Linked DNA regions of Homo sapiens: region 1 is linked to region 2. A link is a contact called in ENCODE Hi-C or POLR2A ChIA-PET data. All regions are on one chromosome and are shown on one strand. Each heading gives the region's core, a stretch centred on a gene start or an enhancer-like site at or near the end of the contact. The rest is flanking DNA. Distances are from core to core; before and after follow the strand shown.

Region 1 (5,081 bases), core at 1,793-4,292, 320 kb before region 2:
AAACTCCATCTCTACAAAAAAAAAAAATTTTTTTTTTAAATTAGCTAGGTGCAGTGGCACGCCTGTAATCCCACCTATTCGGCAGGCTGAGGTGGGAGGATCACCTGAGCCTGGGAGGTCGAGGCCACAGCGAGCTGAGATTGCGCCACTGCATTCCAGCCTGGGTGACAGAGTGAGAATGTGTCTCAACAACAACAACAACAAATTTTTTTAAAAAAGAATAAAGAGCTGAGAACAGCCTTTCTAGAAACTCAAGAATTAGTATGCTAAAACGATGTGTCAAAACTGTGGTCTTTTTGTATTTTTAGTAGAGATGGGGTTTCACCATGTTGGCCAGGCTGGTCTCAAACTCTTGACCTCACGTGATCCACCCACCTCAGCCTCCCAAAGTGCTGGGATTACAGGCGTAAACCAAAGCGGGCGCCTGTAATCCCAGCTACTCAGGAGGCTAAGGCAGGAGAATCGCTTGAACCAGGGAGGCAGAAGTTGCAGTGAGCCAAGATTGCGCCATTGCACTTCAGCCTGGGAGACAAGAGCGAAACTCCGTCTCAAAACAAAACAAAACAAAACAAAAAAACCTGTGATCTTCCTAGAAACTCTCAAGAAAACCCTGTCTTCACAGGAACTGTCCAGTCGTTTCCCTTCAAGTGCTTGCGAGTGAACCCCAGAACATGAACAGCATCAACTGCTTTGTGTCTCTGGTTCCTTTTCCAGAGGAAAGCACGCTGTTGTTAGGAAGTGTCTGTATGTTGTGAGGTTCTTACAGCTTATCAAAAGCTCTTCATTAAGAGAAATGCGTGCCAGCAGGCATAGCAATAAAAAGCCTCAGATAGACAGACACACACCCTTCAGAAATTCAAACATTCATGCCTGTGTCAACAAGATTTCAGATAAGGACAAACCTAAGAATCCAAACATCATATTCTACTCGCCCTCACCTCACCTGCCTCTGCCTGCACTGTATTTTCATGCATTTTAATTTTCTTTTTTTTTTTTTTGAGACGGAGTCTCGCTCTGTCACCCAGGCTGGAGTGCAGAGGCGCGATCTCGGCTCACTGCAAGCTCCGCCTCCCGGGTTCATGCCATTCTCCTGCCTCAGCCTCCCGAGTAGCTGGGATTGCAGGCGCCCACCACCACGCCTGGTTAATTTTTTGTATTTTTAGTAGAGATGGGGTTTCACCATGTTAGCCAGGATGGTCTTGATCTCCTGACCTCGTGATCCACCCGCCTCGGCCTCTCAAAGTGCTGGGATTACAGGCATGAGCCACTGCACCATGGCTGCATTTTAATTATTATTATTATTATTATATTGAGACAGAGTTTCACTCTCGTTGCCCAGGCTGGATTGCAATGGCACAATCTCGGCTCTCTGCAACCTTCACCTCCTGTGTTCAAGCGATTCTTTTGTCTCAGACTTCTGAGTCTCTGGGATCACAGGCATGTACCATTGTGCCTGGCTAATTTTGTATTTTTAGTAGAGACGGCGTTTCTCCATGTTGGTCAGGCTGGTCTCGAACTCCTTACCTCAGGTGATCCTCTTGCCTTGGCCTCCCAAAGTGCTGGGGTTATAGGTATGAGCCACCGCGCCTGGCCTTCATGCATTTTTATTAGGTAGCCAATCATCATCCCGATTTGTATCTACTTTGGCATTGCCCTAGGAAATACAGTTTCTAATTTGTAGAATAAAAACATTTTTCGTGTATTACTGGACTGTGAATTGCAATAACTTAATTAAGGTATAAAAGATCTATGATAGCCGGGCACAGTGGCTCACACCTATAATCCCAGCACTTTGGGAGGCCAAGGTGGGCAGATCACTTGAGGTCAGGAGTTCAAGACCAGCCTGGCCAACATGGTGAAACCCCGTCTCTACTAAAAATACAAAAATTAGCTGGGTGTGGTGGCATGTGCCTGTAATCCCAGCTATTTGGGAGGCTGAGGCAGGAGAATTGGGAGGCTGAGGCAGGAGAATTGCTTGAACCTGGGAGGTGGAGGTTGCAGTGAGCCAACCAAGATCTCACCACTGCACTCCGGTATGGGCAACAGAGCAAGACTGTCTCCAAAAAAAAAAAAAAAAAAAAAAAAGGCTGGGCACGGTGGCTCACGCCTGTAATCCCAGCACTTTGGGAGGCTGAGGTGGGCAGATCACGAGGTCAGGAAATCAAGACCACAGTGAAACCCCGTCTCTACTAAAATACAAAAAATTAGCCAGGCGTGGTGGCGGGCGCCTGTAGTCCCAGCTACTCGGGAGGCTGAGGCAGGAGAATGGTGTGAACCCGGGATGGGGAGCTTGCAGTGAGCCGAGATTGCACTACTGCACTCCAGCCTGGGTGACAGAGGGAGACTCCGTCTCAAAAAAAAAATAATAAAAATAAAAAAATAAAAAGAGAAAAATATCTATCATATGTAGTTTTTAAAAATCACATTTGGAATGAACATACTGATTTACTTTAGGCGCCATGAATATTTTGACCCCAATGTTTACATGAATTACACGGCAGGTTTATCTTGATCATGGGTCTTATCATGACTCCTGCAGATTTATTGACTCTTGGCGGAGCTGATGGATCAATTCTTTTAAAGTTGACTTCAGAGACCACACTACTACTGATTCACTTCTAATGTTTTGGTGAATATGATTCAAAAATATTCCAGTCTATCATTCATGATGTATTTAAGTGAATCTCTATTATGTTTGGTAACAATTTTTAGAAAAGAAAAAAATGAATAAATAAAAAGGAATTTATCAAAGTACAGGGAGAAAAAGAGAAAATTTTAGACAAACTTTTCCCTTGGATTTGGTTACTTGAAAGCACCCAAGCCTATGAATTTGGTTCCTTCTCCACATAAAATAGCCGCTCTCATTCCCCTTCTTAGGAACAAGTCTGGGTTGTTTGCCCAAGGGTGGCTGGTGACCGTTCCTTGTATTAGGCCAAGACATTGGTAGCCTTTGGTCAAAAGAGCTGGGCGGGGAACTGAGGCCAGAGTACACGGAAACCCAGTGCTTGAACAGCAGTGAGTCAGAAGTGGGTAAACTACAGAAGTTGAGGGCCCAGAAATACCAGAGTGCTAAGCAAAGACAGGAAGGCAGAGTCCAGGCACCTGTCAGCTAAGGCACTTGGTTAGAGTTGAAGCACTAAATCAAGACACGGTCAAACAGCCAGGCATGGTGGCTCATGCCTGTAATCCCAGCACTTTGAGAGGCCAAGGCAAGAGGATGGCAATTTGGGAAGCTGAGGCAGGAGGATCTCTTAAGCCGGGGGCAATATAGGAAGATCCTTTCTCTACAAAAAATAAATTTAAAAAATTATTAATAGCTGGGTAGGGTGGCACGTGCCTGTAGTCCTAGCTACCCAGGATGCTAAGGTGGGAGGATTGCTTAAGTCCAGAAGGTTGAGATTGTAGTGAGCCATGTTCACACCATTGCACTCCAGCCTAGGCAACAGAGTGAGACCCTGTTTCAAAAACAAACAAACAAACAAACAAAAACGGCTGGGCATGGTGGCTCATGCCTGTAATCTCAGTACTTTGGGAGGCCAAGGCAGGTGGATCATGAGGTTAGGAGTTCAAGACCAGCCTGGCCAAGATGGTGAAACCTGGTCTCAAAATACAAAAATTAGCCGGGCGTGGTGGCAAGCGCCTGTAATCCCAGCTACTCAGAAGGCTGAGGCAGAGAATTGGTTGAACCAGGAGGCGGAGGCTGCAGTGAGCCGAGATCGTGCCATTGCACTCCAGCCTGGGTGACAGTGCGAGGCTCCATCTCAAAAAAAAAAAAAAAAAGAATGTGGCCTTTGCTCATTTGACTTCCCTCAGTTCTGCACCTTCCACTAATGCACATTCTCTTTTTTCCATGCTTATTCAAGACCTGCTGCTGTTATAAAGTGATGGCCACACTCTGTGTTTCACAAAACTGACCCTCGGCCACAACTGTTCTCCCTTTTTTTTTTTATTTACACTATGTATCATCTGTAAAACTCATTTAGGACTTAACCTCATGATACCTTTTTACGTTGTTGGAACTGCTGTTCCATGTGTCTTGCTTCTCCAAGCCAGACTATAAGCTCCTTGAGGGTAGAGCCTGACCAACAGGAAGAGAGGCCACATTTCCAGGGGTCAGGCTTGCTCACCCAGGATGGACCCTCTGGCCTGCGGTTTGTTACGTTTTCCTGAATAGAGACAGGATTGTTCCCAGAGTCTGAGGTGGGGGTTGAATCTTCAGGGTTAAGTGGTCCCAGTATAGCCTAGTTGGGGAGTATGGGCATAAGTTCCCGGTGGTGCTTTCTGACTATATACCCTCTTACCATTTTGTTCTCCAATTCTCTTTTAATTTTTATTTATTTACTTTTTTTTGAGACGGAGTCTTGCTCTGTCACCCAGGCTGGAGTGCAATGGTACGACGTCAGCTCACTGCAACCTCCACCTCCCAGGTTCAAGCGATTCTCCCACCTCAGACTCCCGAGTAGCTGAGATTACAGGCACCCGTCATCATGCCCAGCTAATTTTTGTATTTTTGAGGAGATGGGGTTCCACCATGTTGGCCAGGCTGGTATTGAACTCCTGAACTCAGGTGATCCACCTGCCTCGGCCTCCCAAATTGCCGGGATTACAGGTGTGAGCCACTGTGACTGGCCTCCAATTCTCTCTATTTTTTTTTTGTTTGTTTGTTTGAGACGGAGTTTTGCTCTTGTTGCCCAGGCTGGAGTACAGTGGCACAATCTCAGCTCACTGGAACCTCTGCCTCCCGGGTTCAAGCAATTCTCCTGCCTCAGCCTCCCAAGTAGCTGGGACTACAGGTGTGCACCACCATGCCCAGCTGCTTTTTGTATTTTTAGTAAAGATGGGGTTTCACCGTGTTAGCCAGGATGTTCTCGATCTCCTGACCTCGTGATCCACCCGTCTCGGCCTCCCAAAGTGTTGGGATTACAGGCGTGAGCTACCGTGCCCGGCTTTTATTTTATTTTATTTTATTTTTAGACGGAGTCTCGCTCAGTCACCCAGGCTGGAGTGCAGGGATGCGATCTCGGCTCACTGTGACCACCGTCTCCCAGGTTCAAGTGCTTTGCCTGTCTTAGCCTCCTGAG
Region 2 (4,599 bases), core at 1,234-3,733:
TAAAACACTCCTCAGCAAATGCAAAAAACTGAAATTGTAAGAGTCTCTCAGACCACAGCACAATCAAATTAGAACTCAAGATTAAGAAACTCACTAAAAACCATATAACTACATGGAAATTAAACAACCTGCTCCTGAATGACTGCTGGGTAAGTAATGAAATTAGGCATTGTATTTTTAGTAGAGATGAGGTTTCTCCATGTTGGTCAGGCTGTTCTCAAACTCCTGACCTCAGGTGATCTACCTGCCTCGGCCTCCCAAAGTGCTGGGATTACAGGTGTGAGCCACTGTGCCTGGCTCTTTAATTTTTAAATTATATTTTGTAGTTAAAGCATACATATTTTGTACATGGTGTGTTTACTTTTTTACATTTATACCTAAGTATTTCTTTGGAGCAATTTTAAATGGCATTGTGTTTTTAATTTTAGTTTTCATATGTCCATTGTTGTATAAAGAAATGCAGTTGATTTGTGTGTTGATTAAGCTGTAACCTGGCTGTACTTTTGTATTTTTTTTTTAGGGTTATAAAAACTTTTGATCCCAGTTTATTTTGTATATTAAGAAAAGTTTTGTAAATAGGGAGATTTATAGACTTCTTAAATAAATTTTACGTTTTTTCCTTCTCAATTACAACTTTATGAATGTCATTGAAATTAAACAAGCATTTGCTTTGTGTCAGGTAGATTCTGCTCAAATAGTAGAATAATAAGGCAACTTTTGTTTTCCATTTTTTTCTGAGTTTTCTTTGATTTTGATAGAGATGTAGAGAAGCTGGTGCCACCCCCTGTAACAATGTCTGAACTTCATCAGAGAACTTATCAGAATGAATCTTTTTGTAAAAACCCTGGTGGGAAATAAGTAGTCCTCTTTGATTACTGGGCAGCCCATTGCAGTAATACCTAATCGGCTGGCTGAACTTAATTAGCTTTAGGAGGTATTTTGTTTCATTTTGCTTTTATAGATACTTTGGGATTTTCTACACTGTCCTCACATCTGCAAATAGAAACATTTCACCTGTATTTTTATAATTTTTAAACATGCTGAAAATTTGAAAGAATATTACAATGAATACTTGCATATCCACTTATAATACCCACACTTGTTAACACATGTTGAATGTGTGTGGATATGTGCATACACATTGGTTGGACATCATGATGCTTTACTTACAAACACTTCATCACATATATGTTAATTATAAGTATATTCTACTATAGTTACATTCTACTATGACACCTCAGGAAAGTAACAGTTGCCTAATATCAACTCATATCTAATTCACACTGAAATTTCCTCAGTTTTTCTCCATGATGTGTCTTACAGTTATTTCCTTCAAACCATGACTCTATGAAGTTTCATGCATTATATTTGGTTATTATATCTCCTTAGTGTCTTATTTTTGAGCAGTGTCACCTATTTTTTTTCCCTGTGAAATTGACTTTTTGAAGAAACTTGGCCAGTTGTCTTATAGGACATTCTATGTTCTGAATTAGCCTTCTTGTTTCCTTATGGTTATTTTTTTGTTTGTTGGTTTTTTTTTTTTAGACTTGTTCCTTTATCATTTCTATTTCCCATAAACTGGAAATTAGGTTTAAAGGGTTGATAAGATTCAAGTTAAACATATTTGGCAAGATATGTAATAAATGATGCTTTGTGTTTTGTATCACTTCACATCAGTAAGAACATAACATTAGAGTATCCTACTATCAGTGATGCTTAGCTTGATTATGTGGTTAAGGTACTAGATATTGCCCCTGTGTAAAGGTACATCTTTGTCTTTGCAATTACCAAGTAGCCTGTAGGAATGATGCATAAATGTTGTGAAATGCTTTGATGGAAGCCAGTTGGTTCTTTCCAGAGGAAGATGTTCTTTGCGATAGAATCACATCCCTTTTAGGAACCTTTGAAGATGAATCTCCACCTTGGGGTGGAAAGATATGAAGTTTGCAAAAAGATTTCTGACCTTTAAAGCATAGAAAATGTGACTCTGGTGTGCTGAAAGAGAATATTTAATGAATAGTCTACGTGAGACTAGCTCTATAATTTAATGTAACTATATCAATTAAGGAATACTCTAAGGAATACTTTGAGAGAACAGAGAGTGGGAAAATTCTGCACCTCAAGATGTGGTCTCTAGGGCAGAAATCTCTCTAGTTTTGCTCTATGTTGGTAGCAGATAGTCACCTAATGAAGGAGTGTCAAAGACCTAGTGAGACAGGCTTCACTTTGGAGGCTGTCTATTGAGTGAGCATGGTTTTATATAAGGTTTCCTAAAAGAGGATTTGAAGAGTATAATGTTGGCTCGAAGGTGAAAAAAGTTATCCTCTTGTCTATGTCAAGTGTCAGAGTGCCCCATGCTCTAGAGATTAGTTTGGCACTTTTCCCAGCATTGTGACAGCTCTTGAGTTCAGCCTGGTGTGATGCTCTGGAGTGAAGGGGGAGGATGCCCAGGGACTTCCTGCTGCTGATCTACAGCTTTAGGGTGCTGCTGGAGAGTTGAACCAGAGGTGCCAGGACAATCAATTTGTTGCCAAAACCATGCCCATAGCCAGTCTTATGAGTGAGCAGAGTGGATGAATTGAGTAGTTCTGGGTAGTTCCTTGGTTCAAAATACCTCCCTCCTGGAAATGTAGTGTGACAGGAAATGTACCTCCCTGGCTTTGAAGGAGGACAGATCTAGTTTTACTACTTACTACTAATAATATGAGCTTGGGAAAGTTACTGTTATCTTAGTGTTTATTTTGGGCCAGTTGTTGTTTTGTTTAATCTTCACAACAACCATAGGAGAGAGTTGCTATTAATATTCTCTTATTTATTTATTATAGAGATGAGGTCTCACTGTGTTGCCCAGGCTGGAGTGCAGTGGCTATTTACAGTCCCGATAATAGTGCACAACAGCCTCAAACTCATGGGTTCAAGTGGTACTCCCACCTCAGCCTCTGGAATAGCAGGGACTATAGGTGTGTGCCACTGCACTTGGCTTAATATCTCCATCTTACAGAAGAGGACCCTGAAGCACTGAGAAGTATATGTGTGTATATGTGTTCTATGGATCAGGTGTGGGACATGTCAGACAGAGCTGCTGAGGGACCACACCTTAGGGGGTTTCCTGACACAGGTAAGGAAATCTTACAGGAAAGGGATAGAAGTGTCTAGTCAGAGGAGTAGGGGGTGAGAAGGCTGTAAGCAACCAGCCAGAAGAGAGAGATTGATGTCTCAAAGGAACCTCAATCTAATAGCTGTCCTAATGGAGAAGGGGAGTCACCATAGAAATAGCAGAAGTGCCCCCATGAGGAAAAGAGACAGTTTAAAACTCATTTCCGACCCAGAGAGCATTAACACTAGGCAATTCTGGTTCCTTTCAGGTACAACCTTTTCTGCTCCTTACCAAACAGTACCACCTTCCCCTTTGCCCTACTTCAACTCTGGAGAGAGCAGAAACCACAGCAAGAAAGCTGACAGGGAGGAAGAGAAGCAAGGAAAGGCACCCAGAGAAGAAGGTGACCATGTCCCTCTTTCCCATTGCAGGCTTCCAGCCTGTAGCAGCCCATGCTGGGGAGGGGAAGAAGCATTCCCTCTAAATGAAGCTTGGGGTTTTAATTTTTTGACTGTTACATGGGAAAGGATATTTAAATAATTGAAGTAAGTTAGATTTTGGATAAAAGTGAGAGTAAAGTGTTTTGTGTGGAATTTTGTATTTTCGTATCTGATGGGGCTAGACAATAGACATACTCTAGGTTCATCTCAAGGAGAGAAGAGAATTAGCTTCATGGAACAGGTTTGAACAGGCGGTAGGAGAAAATGATAATGTTGTGTCCTTTTTGCATTTCTAGAAGTCTCCCTCTTGTAGGATAATGCAGATTCTTCTGGGAGGAATAATAATTACCTAGTGGGCTTCAAAATACCAGAATATCTGAGGAATCTTTTTTTCAGAATAAAATTTACGTAGAATAGTAAAGATTCAAAGCAAATAAAAACAGGTTCCCTTCTCTCCACCTATCTTCACCATTACCACCCAATTCAACTAAAGCAGCACTGCCTGTATATGTTTCATATTTTTAGCACTGAAGATCAAAATTATTGATGTGATGATGACACCTTAGCAAACCCATTTGGCTTGGACATGTAACTTCTGGGGCTTCTTAAACATGTCTCTAAGGAATTAGGTACAAAAGTACCCACTAGGTTTCTTTGTGCTCGACTTGAGCAACCTTGTTTTAGTGATGGATAGGTTAATCCATGCTTGAGCTCCCCAAGGCAGCCCATTGTTTTCTTGGTCATAGCTGACTATAAGAAAGTTCTTACTTAATTGAGCTAAATAAGTAATGGCCGTTCTTTCTTACCTTCTGGTGGAAGAGACCATGGGCTTTTAAAGTGGAGAGGCCTTTTGCTTTTCCTTTTCTTCTAGTATTCCCCTTGTAGTTTGAGGGGGATAACTTTTCATTCTTCTGGTCGATAGTTCTGCAGTTTTGAGAATGGTCACGGTGTCAGGTATCAGGAACAGCAATGTCATAAGTTCTCAGGGAGAGATAAAAAAGTACTTTCAGGCCGGGCGTGGTGGCTCATGCCTGTAATCCCAGCACTTTGGGAGGCCGAGGT

What was found. A loop is a pair of places that touch in the nucleus more often than their neighbours do. ChIA-PET counts read pairs that join two places held with the same protein, here RNA polymerase II (POLR2A).
Region 1: a loop to region 2 is called in a map with no recorded cell type, with 6 times the contacts of the local background. The contact joins two enhancer-like sites. A Hi-C loop is called at or near these places in 1 of 37 single-sample maps with no recorded cell type. POLR2A ChIA-PET finds 5 or more read pairs at or near these places in 3 of 52 experiments (HEK293, IMR-90 and MCF 10A).

Annotation. Positions count from the first base shown.
Region 1 is chr18:23,097,757-23,102,837 of GRCh38, reverse strand. No RefSeq gene overlaps it. Among named protein-coding and RNA genes, the nearest start is that of CABLES1, 35 kb to the left of the region's middle. RefSeq lists an enhancer at 2,879-3,173. Within about 2 kb of position 3,042, at least 7 of the 41 ENCODE cell types and tissues checked have a DNase peak (open chromatin) inside an H3K27ac peak, as active enhancers do.
Region 2 is chr18:22,777,020-22,781,618 of GRCh38, reverse strand. All of the region lies in intron 3 of RBBP8-AS1 (RBBP8 antisense RNA 1), which reads left to right. Among named protein-coding and RNA genes, the nearest start is that of RBBP8, 150 kb to the left of the region's middle. Within about 2 kb of position 2,483, at least 2 of the 41 ENCODE cell types and tissues checked have a DNase peak (open chromatin) inside an H3K27ac peak, as active enhancers do.